Regions from separate parts of the Homo sapiens genome. Here region 2 is linked to region 1. A link is an interaction called in ENCODE POLR2A ChIA-PET data of the cell type or tissue named here. Cell type or tissue: PC-9. All regions are shown on one strand. Region 1 overlaps COG5 (component of oligomeric golgi complex 5). Region 2 overlaps DLD (dihydrolipoamide dehydrogenase).

Region 1 (5,000 bases):
ATCAAATCTAGGAGTCTTCTGGAGCAGTCTTTATTTAGGGTTTTTCATGTATACAATCACATCATCAGTGAACAGTGATAGTTTGACTTTCTTTTTCCAATTTGGAAGCCCTTTACTTCCTTCTCTTCCCTGATTGCTCTGACTAGGACTAGGACTTCCAGTACTATGTTGAATAGAAGTGATCAAAGTGGGCATCCTTGTCTTGTTCCAGTTCTCAGGGGGAAGGCTTTCAACTTTTCCCCGTTCAGTATGATGTCGGCTGTGGGTTTGTCATATATGGCTTTTATTAATTTGAAGGAAATCCCTTCTATGCCTAGTTTGTTGAGGGTTTTTTATCATAAAAGGATGCTGGATTTTACCGGATGCTTTTTCTGCATCTATTGAGATGATCATATAGTTTTTATTTATAATTCTGTTTATGTGATATATCACATTTATTGATTTGCATATGTTAAATCATCCCTGCATCCCTGAAATAAAACCCCTCGATCACCATGCATTATCTTTTTGATGTGATGTTGGATTTGGTTAGTTAGTATTTTGTTGAAAATTTTTGCATCAATGTTCATCAGGGATATTGCTCTGTAGTTTTCTTTTTTTGTTATGTCCTTTCTGAGTTTTGGTATCAGGGTAATACCGGCTTCAAAGAATGATTCAGAGAGAATTCCCTCTTTCTCAATCTTTTGCAATAGTTGCAGTAAGATTGATACCAGTTCATCTTTGAATATCTGGTAGAATTCAGCTGTGAATCTATCTAGCCCTGGGCTTTTTCTTTGTTGGCAATTTTTTTTATTACTGATTTAATCTTGCTGCTTGTTATTGGTCTGCTCAGGGTTTCTATTTCTTCCGGATTTAATCTAGGAGGGTTGTATGTTTCCAGGAATTTATCCATTTCCTCGAGGTTTTCTAGTTGATATGCATAGGGGTGTTAATAGTAGTCTCAAATGATCTATTGCGTTCTGTGGCATTGGTTGTAATGTCTCCAGTTTCATTTCTAATTGAGCTTATTTGAATCTTCTTTTTTTTCTTGGTTCATCTAGCTTAATGGTCTATCCATTTTGTTTATCTCTCAAAGAGAGAATTCAGTTCTTGGTGCTTTCAGGGGTGGAAACTCTGAGTTCCTTGGTTATTAAGAGTCTTTGTATGATAGCTTTCTCTGCTGCTGGTTGTAGTAGCAATATGTTGGTCATGTGAGCAAGTTCACTGTCTCCCATAGGGTTGAAATGGTAGAGGTCTCTTGACGCTTAATCTCATTCCCCTGTGATGTGCACTTTTTTATTTATTTTTTCCCCAGTATTTTATTTACTGGATTGAATATTTTAGGCTTCAGGCCAATACAGGAGGTGTCCACAGGTAAAAACCAGCTTTGGCTAAAGCAGGTGGGTAAATGCAATACCCAATGGTGGGGAAAGGTCCCAGCCTTGACAGAGGTGGCCGAGGAAGCTCTCAGTGAAACACACTGAGGTCTTACCAGAGGGAGGGACTGGAGCCACCTTAGCTCCCTTGTCAGGCTGGCAGAAAATTCATCTGCAGGAATGTTGATGTTTCAAGTGGAGAGGAATTGTGCCTCTGCCTCTCATGCAATCCTGCACTTGGAAAGTGCTCCTCCTGTGGGGATGCAGTCACCCTGAAGTGTTTCAGAGAGGTTGTCTATAGGTATACCCATGCCAAGCTCCCATGGGAAAAGCCCCACCTGTGTCTGCAGTGGTGAATGAGGGGGAAAAGAAGTCATCTTCTCCAAGGCTATTCACAAGCACCAGGACTGCCTGACTGTTGGGGCAGAGCTGCAGACTTTCCTTGCTGAGCCCAGCATGGCAACTGTATTTCTCCTGAAAGAAACTTCCCACCAGTGGAAAGATCTGGGACTCAAGGCCTCCCGCCTGGGTTCTTTTGTGCCATGGGTGGTCCCTTGATGTGGTACACTCTCCCTTCCCCTAGAAACAGGTGTCCCTAAGGGCAAGAATACTGTGAATGCTGTTGTTCCTCTGGGTCTAGATGCCCAGTGTGGCTGCCATACTCTAGGCTGCTGCTTGGAATGCCTGCAAGGAATCCAGAGATATGGCCTGTCCTCAAGTCTCCCAGCAGTGGGTACCAGTACCAGCTCTGATGGGGGTGGCAGGAAAGTGACACAGACTGTGAGATTCCTTGGTTATGGATAGTCTTAATGTGTTGGCTTTCTGAAATGATGGTTGTAGTAGTAATGAAAAGGTTATGTGGACAGACTCAGGACCTCCTGGTTGGCCAGGGTAGTAGAGGCAATGGTGACAGGTAAGGTCATGCACAAGTTTTCTCCTTCCTGGGTGCAGTATTATTCTACCTGGAGATGATGTAATGGACTGTGTTAGTTGGCCTCCAGCCAGGAAATGATGTGTGCAAAAGAGCACCAGCTGCAGTAGTTAACAGTGGTATTTGTGTTGGTCTTATGTTACCCAGGGGCAGTGCTTTGGTTTCTCAGGAATGGGCAGGGCCATAAAGCTCCCAAAAGTTTCTGTCCTTTGTGTTAAACTACCAGGGTGGCTGGAGGGGTAAAGCCAGGTGGGGGCTGGGGTCAGGCAGGTCCCTGCTCTGACTCTCCACAAGTGGGGCAAGCAGCAGCCCCTGGGCAGGAGTTTGAGGGAGGTTTCTCTGGCACTGGGGTAATGTTCCAGAGAGGTGTATTAACTGTCTCTGCTGCACAGAGAATTGTATGTAGGGAGTGGGAAGTAACAGGTGATAGTAAACCCCACCCAGCTCACCCAGCTCCCCGCATACTTCGCAAGGCAGATCTCACACCCACAGTTTCCCAGTAGCAGCATCCAGCTAAGTTCTAGACCTTCTACTCAAAACTGCCCCAAGCCATATGCCTTCCCTGCGGGAAAACAGGAACCACAGGTTTCAGGCCACGCCCCTCCCAGTTGGCTCACACAGCTGGGGCACCCAGCTCCCTAGCTTGTGGCTACAGGACACTTGCCACTCACCCTCTGGTTCTGGCCTAGGAAATTCTTCCTCATTCGAGGTTATCATGAAATTCAGTTGGGAGGTTCTTTCAACCTGTGACTGCTTCCTGAGTTAGCTGGCGGACTTCCATGAGATACACTGTGAGGCAGAATAATGAATGGCTCCCCTTGGTCTACTCTGCAGACTGGGAAAGCACGCAAGGCTGCTCCCACTGCCGTTCCTACTTTTATATATGTCACCACTTCCTAAATCAGTTCCAGTGTTGAGTAGGATAAAGGTCTTCCCCTGTGGGTTGGATTGTCAGGTTCCCCTGTAGGGGTGTGTATCCTGGAGGCAGTCTCTTCCACTCTCACCCTCTGGGGACTTACAGTTTTTCACCTGGCTCACAGTATAGGCTGTAGCCTGCAGCTTCTTTCAAAGCTCATGGTTTATTTTCAACCTTTCCTATCAATGAACAATTTTAATAGCCTTGAAATAAAACTTCCTTTTCTTTTCTTTTTTTTTTTTTTTTGAGATGGAGTCTCGCTGTCACCCAGGCTGGAGTGCAGTGGTGCAATCTCCGCTCACTGCAAGCTCTGCCTCCCGGGTTCACACCATTCTCCTGCCTCAGCCTCCCGAGTAGCTGGGACTACAGGCACCCACCACCATGCCCAGCTAATTTTTTGTATTTTTTTTTTTTTTTTTTTAGTAGACACAGGGTTTCACCATATTAGCCACGATGGTCTTGATCTCCAGACCTCGTGATCCACCCGCCTCAGCCTCCCGAAGTGCTGGATTACAGGCATGAACGACCACACCCGGCCGAAATAAAACTTTCTAAAATCTTCACCAACTGCAACATATTATAGACATCTCAAAAAACATTAATTACTTCAGTAATTAATGGGTCCCTATTGTATGGCAAGGTTATATAAATCATACTTTCATCTATACATAAGTGAGAAACGTTTGCCTATAAGTATTGTTTTATCAGATTAAGAAATATCATAGCTACAATAAGAACATCAGTGGATGAAACAAGTTTAAACTACCCCTCTCTTCCACAATAAATGTATCATAATGCTTCTATGACGTATTTGGTTTTAAGAATATTCTCTCATGGGGTGGGTGGAGCTAAGATGGCTGAACAGGAACAGCTCCCAGCGTGAGCGACGCAGAAGACGGGTGATTTCTGCATTTCCATCTGAGGTATCGCGTTCATCTCACTAGAGAGTGCCAGACAGTGGGTGCAAGACAGTGGGTGCAACGCACCATGCACGAGCCGAAGCAGGGCGAGGCATTGCCTCACTCGGGAAGAGCAAGGGGTCAGGGAGTTCCCTTTCCTAGTCAAAGAAAGGGGTGACAGAAGGCACCTGGAAAATCGGGTAACTCCCACCCTAATACTGCACTTTTCCAATGGGCTTAAAAAAACGGCACACCAGGGGATTATATCCCGCACCTGGCTCGGAGGGTCCTATGCCCACAGAGTCTCGCTGATTGCTAGCACAGCAGTCTGAGATCAAACTGCAAGGCAGCAGCAAGGCTGGGGGAGGGGCGCCTGCCATTGCCCAGGCTTGATTAGGTAAACAAAGCAGCCCCGAAGCTCCAACTGGGTGGAGCCCACCACAGCTCAAGGAGGCCTGCCTGCCTCTGTAGGCTCCACCTCTGGGGGCAGGGCACAGACAAACAAAAAGACAGCAGTAACCTCTGCAGACTTAAAGGTCCCTGTCTGACAGCTTTGAAGAGAGTAGTGGTTCTTCCACTACGCAGCTGGAGATCTGAGAATGGGCAGACTGCCTCCTCAAGTGGGTCCGTGACCCCCGAGCAGCCTAACTGGGAGGCACCCCCCAGTAGGGGCACACTGACACCTTACACGGCCGGGTACTCCTCTGAGACAAAACTTCCAGAGGAACGATCAGGCAGCAGCATTTGCGGTTCACCAACATCCACTGTTCTACAGCCACCGCTGTTCTGCAGCCACCGCTGCTGATACCCAGGCAAACAGGGTCTGGAGTGGACCTCTAGCAAACTCCAACAGACCTGTAGCAGAGGGTCCTGTCTGTTAAAAGGAAAACTACCAAACA
Region 2 (5,000 bases), 400 kb after region 1:
ACATATCAGTGATTAAAAGTATATGCTCAAAAATACATATACTTAAAATCTAAAATATTTAATTCAGTTTTATTGTCATTAAAAGGGTTTTTGGAGAATTATAGCAGTAATATATGTTATAAATATATATGCTCATGTAAGAGTGAGAAAAGAATATAAAATATGGCAAAAATTGAATTTTATAAAAACTTTCCTAGAAGAAGGATTGGGAGGACCTATAAACAGTTCTCTCTGGGCTGTATGGCAATGTGGATGGGTTGTTTTTTTTTTAATTTTGCTTTAGTGTATTTAAATTTATTCAGTAAACCTAAATTTTTAATCAGAAAAGACATTAAAAATTCAGCAAAGAAACCTGTTTTGTAGCTTGTATTTACATTACTCTGAAATTAAAAATTAGAACCCATTTAAGGGATGTTGTGTAGATCGTCATTTGGTTCAAGATTTGAAAATAAAAATACATTTTATTAGATACTTAATTCTGAACCGAAATCAGTGAACCAAGCAGGGTGGCTAAAAAGCACAGATGGATCAGTAAAAATTGAAGCAATTTTTCATGTATTGAAATGACTATACATATTTTTTCATGTATTATCTCAATTATCATCTGCTATAACCAAAGAGAATCTAGTATTTTCATTTATTCAACAGGAGGGATTCTTAGATTTTGTGGATAATTGGGCTGAGTAACTTAGTTATCCACCAACACAGAGGTTCTGTGATTCTGTTCAGGCCAGCAAAGGTTTTTTGAATGATCCTACTCTAGGGATGTGTGTTTTTGGGGAGAGGGGGTGATGCAAATTAAAATAGTCTTCTTTGTAGGTCAGAATATAGCTACTATGTATAGAATACTTATTATGTATGCTATAGGTACTATGCTAAATTATTTACATACATTATTTTATTCTGTTATCACCCTATGAAGTAGGTTTTTTTTGTGGTCTTTCTTTTGCCAGGTATGGAAACAAAGATGAAGCAGGTTAAATTACTCACCTAAGGTCACATAGGTAGTGATTATAAAGCTTGATTATTGCTCTCTGGAATTTTAGTTTATGATGGTTAAAACTGAGGAATGGAATAGTATTGAATAATGGAAAGACCACCGGAAGTAGAGTCAAAAAGCTTAGTTTGTCTCTGCAACTCACTTGCTGGTTAACCTTAGACAAGTTAATTGACCTCTCTGAACTTCTTGTTTATTCTGTGAAATGTCTTATTTATGACATCTTTATCTTCCTCATAGGAAATTCTGAGACTCAAACATGATAATATATGTGAATATGTGTTATGAATTGCTAAATGCTAGACTAGTTGGGGTTGTCAGGACAGTGGAAGGGGAAGAAAAGGGAGACTGTTTCCTAACTCTTAACAGTCACTGTTACTTTATTTGAAGTTGGATTGAGAAGAATGGGAGTAATTGGACTTACTTGCACATTTGTATTACAATTGTTAAACTCCTAAGGATACTGATCAAAATTAATTTTCAATTTTTTATCTTTATTTGAAAAATGGCCACAATAGTTAATTGAATATTCTGGTTAGCCTATTATCTTAAGGTATGTAAAAATTATCAATATGCAAGTACAAAACATATTTGTTAAATATTACATAGAAGCTGTTTTTTCCCTCATATTTCAGAAGTTAAGGACCTGAAAAAGGTAATAGGTCTTAAATTTATTGGAAATACTAAAGCATTATATAAAATTATCTTATTTAATTCTAACATCAATCATTGAAGGCAGTGTTTTCATCCCCATATTACAGAAAGGTTAAGTCATTGGGTCAAGTTCATACAACTACTCATTGGCCGTGCTGAGATATGAAGCCCAGAATGTCAGATTCCAAAGCTCAGGCTCTTTGCTTCATACATACTTGTCTTCCAGTATCACTAAATTCCGTCAGTTATTAAATCAATAGAATTTAGGAAGGTCAGTGAATACAATGTGAGTGTTACAGAACTCAGTTGTGTTTCTGTATGTTGTAATGAATAGAAAATAATAGAAAATGAAATTTGAGTATTTATGCCATTTTTCAGTAGCATCAAAGAGCATCAAGTAGTAGTAATAAAATAGTGCAGAAACTATGTAGAAAATGCTGATTTGTACTGTAAGAGGTTTAAGTATCGGGTTATTTGTTTGCTCTTCCAAAGAGCTCTTTTTGGTAAATATTAAGCAATTTACTATTTTATATCAATTTGCTTTTATCGTAGTTGATGCTGATGTAACAGTTATAGGTTCTGGTCCTGGAGGATATGTTGCTGCTATTAAAGCTGCCCAGTTAGGCTTCAAGGTAAGGTTTGAACTCAAACTAAGTATTGATTTATTTTAATTTGGGAAGGGTTGATCATATTTATAAAGTACTTTGCAGGCAAAAACATGGTAAATACTTCCTTAACTCTATAAATTACTTGTAAGCCTGAGACTAATAAAGATTAGGTTCATTTGGTTGTAGTATTCTCTTGGAATGGAAAGTGAAATCTATTAGTTTTCTTCTCTTCCCAGTACTTTTCATTTTGGCATCTAATCACACTTTGGAAGATACAGTGATAGAACTAAAAGCATATATTTGGTAATGTTAAGCACACAAAAATATCTTTTAGAATAATTCACTTTTGGGTCAGCCCAAAAGTGTTTATTATTATTCAAATGATAAATTATAAAGGACTATATATTTTAGTCTGTGAAAACATAGCCCGAATAGCTTGTTTTGTAGAAGAATTAAGACATATATTTGGAATTTTAGTGATCTGAAACATTGAGGTTATGTGCAGTTAAATAATGTTTTCTTTGGTTGTAGACAGTCTGCATTGAGAAAAATGAAACACTTGGTGGAACATGCTTGAATGTTGGTTGTATTCCTTCTAAGGTGAGCATGTGTTTTGTACAGCACAGAGATTGTTTTTGGCTAGCAACCAACTAGAAGGATGGATTGAGACTAGATTAGACAAATACACTTGTTAAAAAACAATCCAAGTTGTGGCACATTTCACACAGAGAAAAAAAAGAATGATAAAAAACACACTTCTCTTTTGTAAAACTTAAAGAGTGCTGTCACTAGTCTGCCACACATTCCTGAAATAACTTCCTTGTCTCAGAATGCCTAGCTTTCCATTCAAACAGACTCTGATGTTCTAGTTTTTTCTCTTTATCTTTCCTTCACCAGTGTAACAGATAATAGATAGTAAATTGTTCTTTTAGGTCCTTTTTGTATGTAAACATGACTGCCTTTTTCACCTGCCACCCTGAAGTGTGTACTTATGCCTTTACTTTTAAAGAAAGTAAAAATGTCTTTTTCATTCTTGTTTGTTGAATGTTTTTCACATCATTATTGTTTGTCTTTGATTAATAAGAGAAACTGAATTGGTGTAGTGCCATATACTATTCCATGTAGAGAATGCCATGTCTTTTTTTTAACTTCTTTTTAAATTTTTATTGTAAATTGACAAATTACAATTGTATATATTTATGGCATACAAAGTGGTGTTATGATTTATGACTATAATGTGGAATAATTTAGTCAAGTTAATTAACATATTCATTACCACAGTACTTATCATTTTTGTGATGAGAACATTTGAAAGAGAATATCGGCCGGGCGCGGTGGCTCACGTCTGTAATCCCAGCACTTTGGGAGGCCGAGGCGGGTGGATCACCTGAGGCTGGGAGTTTGGGACCAGCCTGACCAACATGGAGAAACCCCATCTCTACTAAAAATACAAAATTAGCCAGGCGTGGTGATGCATGCCTGTAATCCCAGGGACAATTGCTTGAGCCCGGGAGGCGGAGGTTGCGGTGAGCTGAGATGGCGCCATTGCACTCCAGCTTGGGCAATAAGAACGAAACTCCGTCTCAAAAAATGAAAAGAAAGACTATCATTTCATAAGTGCTTTTTGATTATTTGAAGTCTGTTTATGAATATTTGATAATTTGATCTTTTTAATTTCCTTTAGGCTTTATTGAACAACTCTCATTATTACCATATGGCCCATGGAAAAGATTTTGCATCTAGAGGAATTGAAAGTAAGTATACTTTTCATGCTTAATGATATTACCAGACTGCTTGACTTGGCTCTTCTGTCTAAAGACTTAAATGTGTCTAACGTACGCATAATAGATGTTTAGTGAAGGAAGAGTAAAATAAATAATCTAAAAAATGTGGAGAGATTTACTTAAAAAAGAAGGCCTAAATCCAGATTTCTCCCAGCCAAGTATAACCAAGCCTAACCCTGCAAATCCAGATTTCTACCATTATATCTTCTGTTCCTTTGCCAACTTTTTCCTGAGGTTTGCCTTTATGTGTTTTTGAAGAGTCAGTTTTCATTTCCTAAAATCTGGAAATCACTGAGAAGGCTGGATTCCTGAGTACTATGGGGAGATAGAGGAAGGAAGGAAGGCCCACTTAAGCTGTTGATAGTAGAAAAATTAGAGGAGAGAAAGAGTGAGGCATAGCGGAAAAGGAAGAGGACATTTCATAACGTATCTTGTCTCCTGACATACTTTTTGAGCTGTTTTAATCTTTTGTCTCCAATTATTGTTGTTGTTAGATACTTCCAGAAAGGTAGTCTCTTCTGGGCAGGACCTAGTCATAACCTTGGGTTGTTACTTTTCCTTCATTTGTTTCTTTACAGAGGTAGGTTTGAGGGGCTACTTAAGGCAATCCATTGGGTATAGAGATGATGTATATGCACTAAAGCAAATAGAATATCATACTAGTTGAAAAATGGAATGACGTAAAGAAAGAAGAGCTAGGGGTAGTCAGGAGACCTGCATTGTAGGCAAGGCTTTTACATCCTAGCTCTGTGACCTTGGGTAAATCAGAAATCTCTCAGAGTCTCTTTTTCCTTATCTCTAATATATGTGTTGGTTATATGAGGTACTTTCTAAGATACCCTTCTTACCTCTAAAGTTTAATTGAGTTGAGCATTTTTATCTAATACTGTTGCTTCAGAGTTCTCTTCTGAGTTGAATGAGTGATTAAAACCTAGGTGATTAAACTTTTTAATGTTA

What was found. ChIA-PET counts read pairs that join two places held together with the same protein. Peaks named below come from ENCODE experiments on the same cell type or tissue, not always from the same donor. Only the 100,000 strongest peaks of a DNase experiment are listed, where the experiment ranks them.
Region 2: POLR2A ChIA-PET joins it to region 1 with 7 read pairs; 1 of 35 experiments calls an interaction of 5 or more read pairs at or near these places.

What each region holds. Positions count from the first base shown.
Region 1 is chr7:107,503,866-107,508,865 of GRCh38, forward strand. All of the region lies in intron 6 of COG5 (component of oligomeric golgi complex 5), which reads right to left. Among named protein-coding and RNA genes, the nearest start is that of GPR22, 36 kb to the left of the region's middle. RefSeq lists enhancers at 4,079-4,580, 4,581-5,000. In PC-9, no CTCF peak of the experiment used is centred here; DNase peaks (open chromatin) are centred at 2,386 and 2,876; H3K4me3 peaks cover 1,363 bases; H3K27ac peaks cover 2,779 bases.
Region 2 is chr7:107,899,535-107,904,534 of GRCh38, forward strand. It overlaps DLD (dihydrolipoamide dehydrogenase), which reads left to right. Exons shown (of 14, transcript NM_000108.5): 3 at 2,204-2,283; 4 at 2,791-2,859; 5 at 3,944-4,013. Among named protein-coding and RNA genes, the nearest start is that of DLD, 11 kb to the left of the region's middle. In PC-9, no CTCF peak of the experiment used is centred here; a DNase peak (open chromatin) is centred at 3,047; H3K27ac peaks cover 639 bases.